Regions from separate parts of the Homo sapiens genome. Here regions 1 and 2 are each linked to region 3. Evidence: chromatin contacts called from ENCODE Hi-C or POLR2A ChIA-PET data. All regions are on one chromosome and are shown on one strand. Each heading gives the region's core, a stretch centred on a gene start or an enhancer-like site at or near the end of the contact. The rest is flanking DNA. Distances are from core to core; before and after follow the strand shown. Region 1 has its middle 17 kb from the start of TMEM131. Region 2 has its middle 13 kb from the start of LINC02611. Region 3 overlaps INPP4A (inositol polyphosphate-4-phosphatase type I A).

Evidence for each region. A loop is a pair of places that touch in the nucleus more often than their neighbours do. ChIA-PET counts read pairs that join two places held with the same protein, here RNA polymerase II (POLR2A). Pooled maps may share reads with other maps.
Region 1: a map of GM12878 shows a loop between it and region 3 (2.8-fold over the local background). The contact joins two enhancer-like sites. A Hi-C loop is called at or near these places in 1 of 168 maps with a recorded cell type or tissue (GM12878), 24 of 37 single-sample maps with no recorded cell type and 6 of 50 pooled maps.
Region 2: a map of GM12878 shows a loop between it and region 3 (4-fold over the local background). The contact joins two enhancer-like sites. A Hi-C loop is called at or near these places in 1 of 168 maps with a recorded cell type or tissue (GM12878) and 7 of 50 pooled maps. POLR2A ChIA-PET finds 5 or more read pairs at or near these places in 1 of 52 experiments (CD4-positive, alpha-beta T cell).

Annotation. Positions count from the first base shown.
Region 1 is chr2:98,010,712-98,015,324 of GRCh38, forward strand. No RefSeq gene overlaps it. Among named protein-coding and RNA genes, the nearest start is that of TMEM131, 17 kb to the left of the region's middle. RefSeq lists an enhancer at 1,861-2,320. Within about 2 kb of position 2,065, at least 5 of the 41 ENCODE cell types and tissues checked have a DNase peak (open chromatin) inside an H3K27ac peak, as active enhancers do; they include GM12878, where a contact is called at or near this core.
Region 2 is chr2:98,756,014-98,760,961 of GRCh38, forward strand. No RefSeq gene overlaps it. Among named protein-coding and RNA genes, the nearest start is that of LINC02611, 13 kb to the right of the region's middle. Within about 2 kb of position 2,223, at least 27 of the 41 ENCODE cell types and tissues checked have a DNase peak (open chromatin) inside an H3K27ac peak, as active enhancers do; they include CD4-positive, alpha-beta T cell and GM12878, where a contact is called at or near this core.
Region 3 is chr2:98,463,356-98,467,667 of GRCh38, forward strand. All of the region lies in intron 1 of INPP4A (inositol polyphosphate-4-phosphatase type I A), which reads left to right. Among named protein-coding and RNA genes, the nearest start is that of INPP4A, 21 kb to the left of the region's middle. RefSeq lists enhancers at 1-454, 641-690, 1,941-2,080, 2,091-2,400, 2,499-3,063. Within about 2 kb of position 1,681, at least 25 of the 41 ENCODE cell types and tissues checked have a DNase peak (open chromatin) inside an H3K27ac peak, as active enhancers do; they include CD4-positive, alpha-beta T cell and GM12878, where a contact is called at or near this core.

The sequences.
Region 1 (4,613 bases), core at 815-3,314, 450 kb before region 3:
TAATTTTAAAATTTTTTTGTAGAGATGGGGTCTTGCAATGTTGCCCATGCTGGTCTGGAGCTCCTGGCCTCAAGTGATCCTCCTGCCTTGGCCTCCCAAAGTGTTGGGATGACAGGAGTGAGCCTCTGTGCCTGGGGGAGCATGCATTTCTAAACCTTTCCTCGACATTTTCGGATCAATGCAGTATAAGGAAAAACATGATTGGGAAATACTCTGGATAGTTTTAGGTATTTAGATTTTGTCAGTCTACTCTTTTGATAAGTAATTCAATATATGTTTACAGGAACATTGTTTTGAATGGGAGCCCATTTCTAGTGCTACCAGTTTTTATTTTTGGTCAGCTTCCCTTTCATCAGTGGGGATGCATACCCAGCTGGCAATTACGCCTCTTTTAGAGGTCATTTGATCCAGCCTTACACTGTGACAAGGCTCTGGGTGTACTGCTGAGGGAATAGTTCCCCTACTGTGCCAGTTGGCTGATTATCTGTGGTTATCCTGTGTATAAAGCATTTTTATAAGTTCACAGACCTCTCTGCTCAAATGTCAGGTCAACATAGAGGCCTCCCTGACCACCTCTAAAATAGCATCTGCCTCCTGTCTCTCTTCATTCCTTTTCCCTACTATATTTATCTTCAGAGCACTTGTCACCACTTGACACATTATATATTTATTTGTTTACTGTCTGTCGCTCACCTTCAAAATGTAGTCTTCAGGAGAAAAGGAACTTGTCCTGTTCTCTGCTTTTCTTTCTCTTCTTTCTTTCTTTTTCTTTCTTTCTTTCCTCCTTCCTTCCTTTCTCTTTCTTTTTCTTCTTCCTTCCTTCCTTCCTTCCTTTCTTTCTCTCTCTCTCCTTCCTTCCTTCCTTCTTTCCGTTTCTTTTTTTTTTTTTTGAGACACAGTTTCACTCTTATTGCCCAGGCTGGAGTGCAGTGGCATGATCTTGGCTCACTGCAAGCTCTGCCTCCTGGGTTCAAGCGATTTTCCTGCCTCAGCTTCCTGAGTAGCTGGGATTACAGGCACCCACCACCACACCTGGCTAATTTTTGTACTTTTAGTAGAGACAAGATTTCACCATGTTCCCCAGGCTGGTCTTAAACTCCTGACCTCAGGTGATATGCCTGCCTTGGCCTCCCAAAGTGCTGGGATTACAGGCATGAGCCACCATGCGCAGCCTCCTGCTATTATGTGTGTTGCCTGACGTGTTGCCTGACATGTGCCTGACATTTGTGTTGTCTCTGACATGTGGTGTTTATAGAACGAATGAATGAAATGAGGGAGTGAATGAATAAATTCTCCCACTGCTAATGGAGGGAGGAAGGAGCAATCTATACTTGAAGAAGTAGAAGGAGCAGGAAGGCCAGGCGCGGTGGCTCACGCCTGTAATCCCAGCACTTTGGGAAGCCGAGGTGGGAGGATCACCTAAGGTCGGGAGTTCAAGACCAGCCTGACCAACATGGAGAAACCCCGTCTCTACTAAAAATACAAAATTAGCTGGGGTGGTGGCGCACACCTGTAATCCCATCTACTCAGGAGGCTGAGGCAGGAGAATTGCTTGAACCTGGGAGGCGGAGTTTGCGGTGAGCTGAGATCACGCCACTGCACTCCAGCCTGGGCAACAAGAGCAAAACTCCATCTCAAAAAAAAAAAAAAAAAAAAAAAAAAAAAGAAGGAGCCGGAAGGTACTCAGGGTATGCCAAGATCTCCATTTGAGCCAAAGAGCAGAGTTAAACAAAGCTAACGACCACAGCGACTCTGTGGCGGGGATATATATGTACCAGTCCACAAATGTGCAAGGAAAAACAACTTCATTTTTCTATAAGTCAACTCAGTTTCTATTCTGAGGCTTGACTTTGACAGGATGAGGCACTTAATAGCTTTAGAGTTGTAGTCCTGCCCCACCTTTGCCCAGAGGTGAGGGGTCGGAGTTGAGGTGCGCCCTACCTGTGCTGGGGTGTAGTGTCTAGTTCATCCTCAGATGCTGAGACAGTGCTCCTGCCTCTCCACACAGGCCAGAGAGACCAGCACTCAGTGGCACCCTGAGCCTCGCCCACCAGGATTTTCCTTTCATCAGTTTTTCCTTGCTCACCCACTGGGTGCTATGACAAGAAGGTGCTTTCTCTACAGCTATCTTCTGCTTTTTAGCCATGGCTTCAGTTTCTGTTCTCAATTCCAGGGTAAGTTTCAGTTCTTTATTTTCATCCCTGATGTAAGACCTGATTCTGAGGTCTAATGATTTGGTAATGAAATGAGGTAGTTTTGCTTGGAGACTCCTACACTGCCCTTTTTTCATCATGAATGTTTTAGAACATTTCCTAACTAAGGCATTTCTTATTAGTATTCCTCCTAAACCAAGTACTTTGTTTCACTTAAATGATGAGTATATATATATTAGAGCCATATTGGTTAATACAGCGTTGGTACTTGGATTTCTTTCATTATAAATTAATTATTTATCTAAATAATTGAAAAAATCCAATTTAAATGGAATCATAGTACTAAAATTTTGTGAGGGAATTTTTAGCACTATTATTAGACACTGTTTTACTTTGTCTGCAAACTGGGGGTTTTAATATAAAATGTTAGGAATTAAAGTAATCGAGGTCAGTAGCCAGCAGTGTATGTCAGTATCATCTGTGGGGGCTTCTTAAAATACAAAAGCCTGGGTCCTATCTGCAAAGGCCCTGATTTGGAGAGTTTCCTGGAGGTCTGAACCCTGTATCCCACGGACCACAAGCCAAAAGTCCAGTCCAGCCCCCTCATTCTTTTTACCGATGAAGAAACTGAAGGTCCCAAAACCACAGGAATTTGTGTAGCCTCCCACATGCGAAAGAAGTGGTTTCAACAAGTACATCCCAGCAGACTCTGACTCCAAAGCCGGGGTAAAGCTTTCTGGGTGACGATGTTTAAAACAGAACGCGATGTTTGTCATGTCTTTGTAATTCTGCAAGTGAAAATGATGAAGATATTCTTTTTACTGGAATCAACCCTCGGGTGGTCAGGTTAGCAGTTCCCAAAGGTCATATTTACATTTTAGCCGAGCCAGTTGTCTAAAGAGAAAGTGTCTTTCTTCCCTGCCTGTGGTGAAGCTTAAGTTTACAACAGGACTGGGGGCATGCAGTGGACACAACCATGATTACGAGAGGGTGGAGAACGCAGGGGACCAGCAACCCCATCACGGCTCAGGGACCCTCACGGGACTTGATGCTCAGAGAGGCAGTTGACACGTATTGCAGGCACACTGGCTGAGTTCCTTCAGGACATGGACAGAGGAGGAGGCCCCGTGACACAGACTCATCTATATCATTGATGTCACTCTCCAGAGAGTTTAAACATGGGCCCGCCTGGGCGTCAGTGTATTCTCACCTGCAGCTAGGATTGAGAACTTTTGCTTTGGGAGACTTTCATTATCCTTTTATGTACATTACTAAAAAGTAGGAGATGGATTGCAGATAATTTAAGATGCCCAACACCACTGCCCTACATGCACGCACATGCATGCCCACCCATGTTAAAGAATGAAAGCCCAAGCCCACGTTATCAACATATCTTAACAACGAGGCCTTGCAGAGTGGTTTGGATGAAGTTGCCACCTTCTTCTTGGTCTAAATGTCTCACTCAAGTAGCCTAACCTTCACTTGGAGAGTAACTGGCTACTTCTCAGTTCTTGCTGCATTCTCTGGCTGGAAGTTGAAGACCACCAGCCACCAGCCCACCAGTCCACCAGCCCACCAGCCTACCAGCCACTAGCCCACCACCCACCAGCCCACCAGCCCCTAGCCCACCAGCCACCAGCCACCAGCCACCAGCCCACCAGCCCACCGGCCCACTAGCCACTAGCTCAGCAGGCCACCAACCACCGGCCCACCAGCCCACCAGTCACTAGCCCACCAGCCACCAGCCACCAGCCCACCATCCCACCAACCCACCAGCCACCAGCCCACCATCCCACCAACCCACCAGTCACCAGCCCACCAGCCCACCAGCCCACCAACCCACCAGCCACCAGCCACCAGCCCACCAGCCCAGCAGAAAAGACAGGATATAGCTTCTCAGTAACTTACATTAGTTCCCTTTCTTAAGAAAATCTTAATATTTGGTCTTTGTATTTGACACTCCTCAGCATCACTACAGTGCGACTGCAGGTGGATTTATTTTCATGTATTCTGCTCATAATTCGTGTGCCTTTTCAGTTTGAGCACTCACCCTTCTTCAATTCTGGTGAATTCTCCTCCATTATCTCTTCAATATGTTGCCTCTCCCTCACTCTCCCTATTCTCTGCTTCAAATCCCTATTTAGATTTATATTGAATTTGTCATTCTACTCTTCACATTACGTTGATTTCACTTTCATAATTTCTGCTCTTTCTCTGTGTTTTGGTCTGATTTCCTTAGAATCATCTTCCAAACTACAAGTCCTCTATCTAGTCATCTAGTTTAACTTGCCTAGGGAGTGTTTTAACCTTAATGGCTATTTTATTTCTATTTGCTTCCTTATTTTCCCCAATATCCTCTCCCTGCCCTGTGGATTCTGTCCTTTCCTTTGTTTCTCTGAGCATCTTAAGCCTCTCAGACTGTTTAATCATCATTAGGTTTTGCAGTGTGGGTCCCACCAT
Region 2 (4,948 bases), core at 973-3,472, 290 kb after region 3:
TTCAACTCAAGAGATTAAATACTCAGAATAAGTTCCAACCCCTGACAATAACACCAGAATGAAGGGAAACTATCTTGGACATTCCAAAACCCCAAACTAGAAAACACCTGTGGACTTTCCTAGGGATGGCAGGATTCTGCTCTTTATGGGTAGTTGGATTTGGGCATATAGGCAAGCCTTTTGATGAGACTCTGAAAGGAGCAGATGTAGGTCCTTTTGAATGGGATAGTAATTGTGAACAGGTTTTTAAAACTCTCAAGGAGAAATTGGGATCAACCCCAGCCCTAGGGATCCCTAATTTTGATAAGCCGCTTTTCCTTTATATGACTGAAAAACAAAGCACTGCCCTAGGTGTCTTTGTCCAGAAATTGGGAGCTATTCCCTGACCAGTGACATATTTTTCTAAACGACTAGACCATGTCACTTCAAGATGGCCTGGATACCTCAGGGCAGTTGCAGCAACTGCCTTAGTAGATGAAACAATAAACTGGCTTTAAGACAACATCTGGAGGTTTTAACCCCACACCAAGTACAAGGAGTCCTAGAAACTAAAAGACACCAGTGGATGACAGGGGGACTCATTAAAATATCAGGCTTTATTGCTAGACACTCCTGATGTAACTCTTAAAGTATGGCATACTTTAAATCTAGCTACTCACTTGCCTGAACCTACAGGCACCCTAGATCATTCTCGTATACAAGTTATGGAGCAAATTTACTCCATGGAAAATCTCGGCTCACTGCAACCTCTGCCTCTCAGGTTCAAGCAAGTCTCCTGCTTCAGCCTCCCGAGTAGCTGGGATTACAGGCATGTGCCACCATGCCCAGCTAATTTTGTATTTTTAATAGAGACTGGGTTTCACCATGTTGGTTAGGCTGGTCTTGAACTCCTGACCTCAGGTGATCCACCCACCTCGGCCTCCCAAAATGCTGGGATTACAGGTGCGAGCCACCACACCCGGCCCATCACATTCTTTAAAAAAGCAGAGAAATGAGTGACACATTCTTGAAAACTTTCCATTACGAATGGATGAAACCTAAGATTAGTTATTTAAGGTTTCTCAGATGGGAAACCTAGCTTCCTAGGGTGGCTTATTCTTGGAGACTCCAGACAGTGAATGTTTTACTAGGCTGTGTGTTCACTCCATTTGTTATTTTCTTAATTTGTTCATTTTTAAAGGCAAGTGATGCTATCAAACTTCATTCTATATGTCTATACTACTGATTTCTGTTGACTTACCCCTCACTTCCCCCTATCTTCAATGGCTAGTTACTGTTTTAACCCCATACTGGGTTGTCTCTTTTATTCATTTACTCTTGCACCCTCCTCTATCATCACTGATGAAAATTTAAGCTATATTGGCCCAAGATCAGCCTTTGAAAACATTCTTTGTGTGTTCTCTCATGCCAACATCAGGACCGTATTTTTCTGGTTGTTGAGTGATTTATGTGAGATGAGTTTAAACCTCTTGCTGAAGTTAAGATGTATCATGTAAATGACAACCTTTGATTTATCAAACTTAGTAATTAAAGTTTCCTAATGCAACAGGATGTGCTCTTCCCATAGCCATACTGAAGAGTACTTCATGTTTATTCTTTGGAAGGGTTAAGCAGTGAGACAGCCACGGGTGCTCGGATCAGACATTTTCGTTTGTGAGGGTTGGAGAATGATTTTCTCCTGTTTCTTATCATTAGCTACCTTGCGAACTCTCCTAAAGCTACTGAAATAATGGCAATGGTTTAGACGCCCTGCATCTCCAGGGCTTGTGGTTTGTGCACATCTCTCGTCTAAATAAATATAAATATTTTCTCTGTTTCTATTTTATCTTCCCCAAATTCCTGGTTCTGGTGTTGCAACTTCATAAAACCCAGAGCCCACATGGCAGTACCAGCTGCTAGCCCAGGTCAAACTTGGGGAGGGCAGCTGCTTTCCAGGTGCACCCTGTGTGATCCTGACTTCCTCCTGACAGTGCCAGGAACGCCCGTGAACTGCTTTCGTGGTTGCATGTGAAAACTTTTGCATTTCTAGAAATCTCTTCTCCAGCAGGCTGGGCTATTGGCTGCTGTGGGATTGCTAGCTGGTCTAGACCCAGCCCCTCCTTCAGGCTTTTCCCACCCGCTGCTCCTCTCCTGGCCTTGGGCCTCATGCCCGAGTCTCCAGCCGCCACCTTGCTGTTGCTTTACTGTTTCTCCGTGATGCTGTTTCTAGCTAGTTATAATTGGCAGGCAACCAGAAGCCTCATCTGCCAAGGGCGGAAGTCATGTCTGGAACAGGTTTCCCTCTTAAGACTGTGGGCTAACCCAGCATCTTGCCACTTTGTGTGGGACTTCCTCATTCTTAGTACATAACTGTGTTTGACCCTCAGGGATGACTAGTGTTTCCTGGCCTCGGTACAGTTGACTTCTCCAGAAACTATCTGGCTCACTCTCAATTTCCTGGAGCCGTATATCCTAATTACAAAAATGGGAAAATCATACCTAGAGTCCCATAGAAAGAGAAATAGAACCCCCATATGTGCCTACAATTCATCCATTCTCAATTCATTATTTTAAAAATGTAGCTGATGGTTTGGTTCTGAGACCAGACGGTACAAAAATTACCATTCACTCATAGTAGGGCCATCAACTACCATAATCTTTTGGAAAAGTAATTTAGCAATATAAGTCAGGACCACTTAAAAAACCCTTAGAGTTGCTCATTCCACTCTTAGGAACTTATCCTAAAGACGTCAACAGATGTGGACCAAAATTTGTGTGCAAGAATATTATGTAGAATTTCTGTATTGAGAAAATTTGGAGACAGCCTAGCTGTCCAAAAATAGGACTAAATAAAACATGGTACAGCAATATAGTGAAATATTATTATATAACCATTAAGTTATGTTCTTCAACAGTATTTTTAAAATAAGGAAAATTCCAACGTTTTTGAGGAGTCTTTTTAAAAACGAGAGTACAGACCAGGCACAGTGGTACACACTTACAATCCCAGCACTCTGGGAGGCCAAGGCAAGTGGATCACTTGAGGCCAGGAGCTGGAGACCAGCCTGGGCAACACAGTGAGACCCTGTCTCTACAAAAAATACAAAAAATTAACCAGGTGTGTTGGTGCACACCTGTGGTCCCAGCTACTTGGGAGGCTGAGGTGGGAGGATTGCTTGAGCCCAGGAGTTTGAGGCTGTAGTGAGCTGTGATGCCACCACTGCACTCCAGCCTGGGTGACAGAGTGAGATCCTGTCTCAAAATAAAATAGAATGTAAAAAGAGCACATGCATGAAAAGTGGAACACAACACTTTAGGTAATAATATTATCCCAATCACATAGGTGTGCTTAGTGCAAACAAAAACATTCATAGTATTTATCTCTGGTGGTAGAATTACTGGCGATTTAAAAAAAAATACATTTTTTTCTGAATATTCCAAGTGTTCTACAATGAATGTGTTACTTTCCTAATCAGAAAAACAACTGTTATTTGTTAAAAGAAATTAGACCACAAAAAAAGCAAAAACACAAAGGCCTTGCCTATTTTTTTTCCCCCTGTTTTACCACATCCTTTCTCACTGATGTAGAAAAAAAAGGAACTAATATTTATGGTGCCAAGAATGTAAATCCGTCCTGTAACTTGGAAGGTACATGTGTATCTTTCCCATTTTAAAGGTAATAAAGTCACCAAAGAAAAGGGTGGCAAAAATAAAATGTGAATGCAGGCCCATTGGCCCCAAAGGCATCTTCTTCTCACGTCTACACTGTCCCACTCGTGATAGTTTTAAGTTGCATGTTATTCTGTACCTGGCCTTTTTAATTTTATCAAAATAAACTTCCCTTTGGTAACAAAGATATTCTACTTTCTGTAAAATTTTCATTCCAGCTAACTTTTGTTAGCTAAGATTTTGTCTAAGGAGTACCAATGCTTTGAATAATCATACTAAAAATATAGCCTAATTGGTCTGAATGAAATTGAACAACTGCAATTGTTCAAACAAGCTGGATGCAGCATTTTTGCACGTGCCTAGTCATTTTGCTACAGTAGTCATTGCAAACGAGTGCCTGAGACACAAATCTCAGAGAAGTCATGGTTTTGAGGGATCAACTTGGAGAAGCTGCCATCTCCTCCGTCCCTCTGAGAACATCCTCCTAGCTGGTGGCATTAGCATTCTGCCTGCCCAGGTGAAGGCCTGGCAGGTTGTAGGAAGCCTCCCGTGGGAGCTGACCAGACCCTGAATACCCCTTCTGCATCACCCCAAATTGAATATGGTTATGCAAACAGCCTTTAACAATCCTTGTCATCTGGATCTGAGATACAACTTTAATGATTTCACATATGTCATCTTGCCACTTGCCTGCACCCATAGATCCCCTGCTGTTGTGTGACAGTGACCACTGTGCCGTGCTTGTCTGTTACCCTATGACCGAGGAGGAACTGAGAAGACATATCATTCCTCAACATTATGATAAGGAAATGGGGACCAGAGGAGTTAAGCAATTTGCCCAAGGCCATGCAGCTTGAAGTGCATGTGTCAGAGCTGCTGCCTGTTTTTGTGTTTTGTTTTGTTTTTTTTTATTGTTGTCTGTTTTTTTTTTGAGACAGAGTTTCCCTCTTGTCTCCCAGGCTGGAGTGCAATGGTGCAACCTCGGCTCACTGCAACTCTGCCTCCTGAGGTTCAAGCAGTTCTCCTGCCTCAGCCTCCCGAGTAGCTGGGATTACAGGCGCCTGCCACCACTCCTGGCTAATATTTGTATTTTTAACAGGGACAGGATTTCACCCTGTTGGGCAGGGTGGTCTCGAACTCTTGACCTCATATGATCTGCCCGCCTCGGCCTCCCAAAGTGCTGGGATTACAGGCATGAGCCACCACGCCTGGCGGCTTTTGAGCACTTACATTGTGGCTGTCTGAAATGAGATGTGTTCTAAGAGTGAATTATGCCCTGGACTTCCAAGACGTGTTTTGA
Region 3 (4,312 bases), core at 431-2,930:
TTCAGCTGTGATGGTGTCTCGCTGAGGCTGGTTCTGGCCATGCCCTCCCAGCATTTCAGCTGTTCCAACCAAGGTGCTCTACATCTCAGAGGGAAGGCAACGGCCTGGGCAGCACGTTGCACGTACATTTTGGAGTCATGTTGGTTGGTGGTCTTCAGTTTCTGAATCTGTGATATGGCATGGTCATTCATCACAGGCGAGGTGATGCAAAGTTACCAACTGGGAGCACACCTGCCCCTTCTCATTCACTCACGCAGCAGGTAGTTTTCAGGCACAAAGGAATTGACTTGTGGAGCTGGCCCTGGGGTCTGTCTGTAGGAGAGCAGGAAGTAGTAGCCACCTGCGGAGGGCTCACAGGCATGTGCCTGCGAGACTGCTTACAAGCCCCTGTGCGGGATTTAGGGCAGACCAGAGCCATGAGCGTCCATGGTCAAGTGAAGGTCTGGTAGGTGTGAGCTGTTAGCCCTAGGGTCTGCTGCATGCGGTGCCAGGGGCTGAGGAATGCTGAGGCAGCTTTTCCTCCAGTCTCTGCTCGCTCCGTGCACAGCCCTTGTCTCCTGCCTGATAGTGGTCAGTAGTCAGTTGGCTTAGGGTACACGGTCTCCACCCAGTGAACCTGGCGCTGGCAGAAGCTTGTAGAAGAATGGGTGCAAAAAAGATATCTCAGAGGGCCTGCAGATGGCTGTTTTTAGGAAGTGAATAGGCTTCTTCTTTTTCTTCATTTTTTCTTTAAGATACTCTTGAGGTTTTGAGGCTCCACCCTGAGCTCTTTGTGGCTGAGGGCTGCTGTGGCTTGATGAAGGGGACAGTCTTCAAATCTTGCACAGGCTGGGGAAGGTTGGGACAGCACAGCCCTGAGTCTCGAACAAAATGGGGCAGAGGGGAGGGCAGGAGAGCCGTCAGATTCATGGGGCCACATCCTCGCAGCAACCCAGGGGAAGCTGAGGCCCCAGGGTCTGCATGATGGAGGCCGAGCACGACGGAGGAAGTGGAATTATTGCACATGGTGGGTTTCGACACTTGGGACTCGCTCCTCAAAGAGGAAAATCGAGAGTGGGGGTGCACAGAGCAAGGGCTGAAGAAACAAAAAGCAGGGGGTTTAGGGGAGAGATAAACCTCTTTGCATGAGTCAAGCTGAAAAGCAGTTTGGAAGGTCAAGTGCTAGCCAGTGTCTTTTTTTGCCTGCCCAGCCTCTTCTTCTGCCATGTCTGCCCTGACAGGGGCAGAGTTCTCAGTTCCCATGTCAGAACTCGGCACCAGCTTCTCTGTTGACAGTTGCAAGGCCTGTGGCTGAGAGAAGTACTTGTGCTGTGTTTCTGCAAGGTAAGATGGCCCTGATCACAGCTCATGATGCCTGAGATCAGGAGGGTCTGCTCCATGAGATATCAGCAGAGGCCATCCTGTGAAATATTTTAACTAATTGAACTGAATGTTGAAGACAAGGCCTGTGGCAGTGTTGTATTTATATGTGACAAGCCGAGAGTCCTTGGACAACCTTGGAAACTCCTTTTTAGGACAGAATCAACTGAGACGATACACACGAAGGAGCTTTTGTGAGCAGAGTACAGAGCTCGTTATTGCAGTACAAGGTTGTAGGTTTTCACACAGCTTTTGAGGATGGGTTGGTGGCCCAGGGAGGATGTCAGGAACTGTCCTTCACTAATGGGGATTCTCGAGTTCCTACCACGTGCCAGATAGCGTGCTGATTGCTTTGTATCCACTTCCCTTTTAATCCCTTGTATTAGCTTCCTGTGGTTGCTGTAACAAACTCGGTGGCTTAAAGCGAAAGGAACTTATTCTCTCACTGTTCTGGCCTCCAGAATCACTGGGCTGAATCAAGCTGTGGGCAAGGCCATGTTCCCTCCAGTAGCTTAGGGCGGAATCCATTCTGTGGCTGCTGGCTTGCCTCGGCTGCCGGCCCCTTCCTCATCTTCACACCAGCAGGGTAACATCTTCTCTCCGTGACTCCGCTTCTCTCTGCTTCTGTCACACGGCCCTCTCTTCTCTCCGAAATCTCCTGCCTTCATATAAGGACATTTGTGATGGCATTTGGGGCCTACCAGTGTAATCTAGGATAATCTCATCTCAAGATTCGAAACTTAATTGAGTCTGCAAATCCTTTGCTGTATAAGGTAACATTAATAGGTTCCAAGGATTTGAACGTGAACCTCTTTTGCAGGGGGCATTATTTGACCTGCCATACCTCACAGCAGCCTGATGAGGACCATACTGTCCCACATACAGTGGGCTTAATGAGGAAGCTGAGGCTTGGGGAGGCCTAGGGGTGGCCATGGTCCTTTCCTCTCCCAGACTCTGGGGTAGCTGACTCTGGGGTCATTTTGTCATGTTGCTGGGCACTCACTTGGTGAACAGATAATCCCCTGTCATTTTACTATGTTGTTACATGGGTTTGAAAAAAGAGTTTTTCAACTCTCTGGCTGAGCCCCTGTTCCTGTGAGGGCCTGTGGTTTTTCCTCCCGGCTCCACCCTGGTTTCGGCGCAGTACTTGAGCAGACGGTGGCTTGGGTCTCACTCTAGCGCCCTCCCCCTTCCTCTCTGGCTGTGTGCCCAGGCTGGCCCTGCCCACCTTGCTCAGTCTCTGCTCCATCTGCCACAAGTCTCACTCCAGCCCTCCCCCCAGTAGCTTAGGAAGGGACCTTCTTGTTACGTTTTTTGTTTTGTTTTGTTTTTTGTTTTTTTGTTTTTTTGAGATGGAGTCTCACTCTGTTGCCCAGGCTGGAATGCAGTGGCGTGATCTCTGCTCACTGCAACCTCTGTCTCCTGGATTCAAGCGATTCTCCTGCCTCAGCCTCTTGAGTAGCTGGGACTACAGGCGTACGCCACCATGCACAGCTAATTTTTGTATTTTTAATAGAGATGGGGTTTCACCATGTTGGCCAGGTTGGTCTTGAACTCTTGACCTCAAGCAATCTGCCCGCCTTGGCCTTCCAAAGTGCTGGGATTACAGGCGTGAGCCACCGTGCCCGGCCTTGTTATGTTTTTTAAGCTAACCCTGTAGAGCACTCACTGTGCACCAGCACCTGTTGGCTCAAGGGGGTGACAGACATTCCCTATCACAGATTACAATGAGTCACCGGCATTTTTGGAATTTCACTAAGCGTCGTTGCTGTGCTGTGCCTCAGCATGCAGCACTTCATTTAATCCTCTGGACACCTTGAATGATAAGTGTCTGTCATCCCATTTTACCCGTGAGAGAATTGCGGCTCAGAGAAGTTGTCACCCAGCTGGTTGGTGGCAGAGGTTTCAGAGGTCTTTCTGTGCATAAAACCCTCACTTATGGTTATGCCAGGTAGGCCTTGGAGGGGATAGACCCATCGCCAAACTCACAGGAGAGAGAGGAGGGCACTCACAGGTGATGATGTCTATCTGTCTTCTTTCTGGTGGGGACCCAGAGTTTTATTTCCATCTCGTTTTCTTTATGAATGCTTGTCTCACACTTATGTATTTTTTGGGCAGTCCCTGAATAACTACACCAGGCTTCTGAATGCCGAGTTTCTTAGAGTAGCCGGGAAAGGGCCTTTTTCTTTTCCTCTTGGATGTTCTCTTAGTCTGTTTTGTGCTGCTATAAAAGAATACCTGAGGCTGGGTAGTTTTTAAAGAAAAGAGGTTTACTTGGCTCACAATTCTGATGGCTGGAAGGTTCAAGACTGGACATCTGCATCTGGTGAGGCCTCAGGCTGCTTCTACTCGTGGTGGAAGGTGAAGGGGAGCTGTCGTGTGCTGAGCTCACATGGCGAGAGAGGAAGGAAGGGAGCGGGTGGTGGTGGTGGTGTCCCAGGCTCTTTTCACAGCCAGCTCTTGTGGGAACCAACGGAGTGAGAACTCACGCACCCTCAAAGCGGGGGGTGGTTGGGGGAGGGCATTAATGTATACATGAGGGATCTGCCCCCATGACCCAAATACTTCCCATTAGGCCCCACTTCTGACATTCGGGATTAAATTTCAGTGTGGAGTTTGGAGGGGACAAACATTGTCCTCTTGTGCCTGTGCCACACTTGCCCCTCCGTCCCCCTCATCTGCTGATGATTCATCACACTGTTAACTTGGTCTCTACATCTGTTTAAACGCTTTCTCCTTTCCCCTATTATGTTGCTGTTAAGACTGTGAAGCTGTCAGCAATGTTAGCGACACCGTCCACATGTGGGGACAACAGGTCCAGTGAACCTAGCATCATCAGTGTCCTTTGCCCTTGGAACTGAGTGGAAATTATCTTCTCAGCCTCCATGGATTTAACTTCTGTGTTCTTGATGTGAAGCTTCTTTTCCTTAAGTTAGAGTTTTTGCATATACAT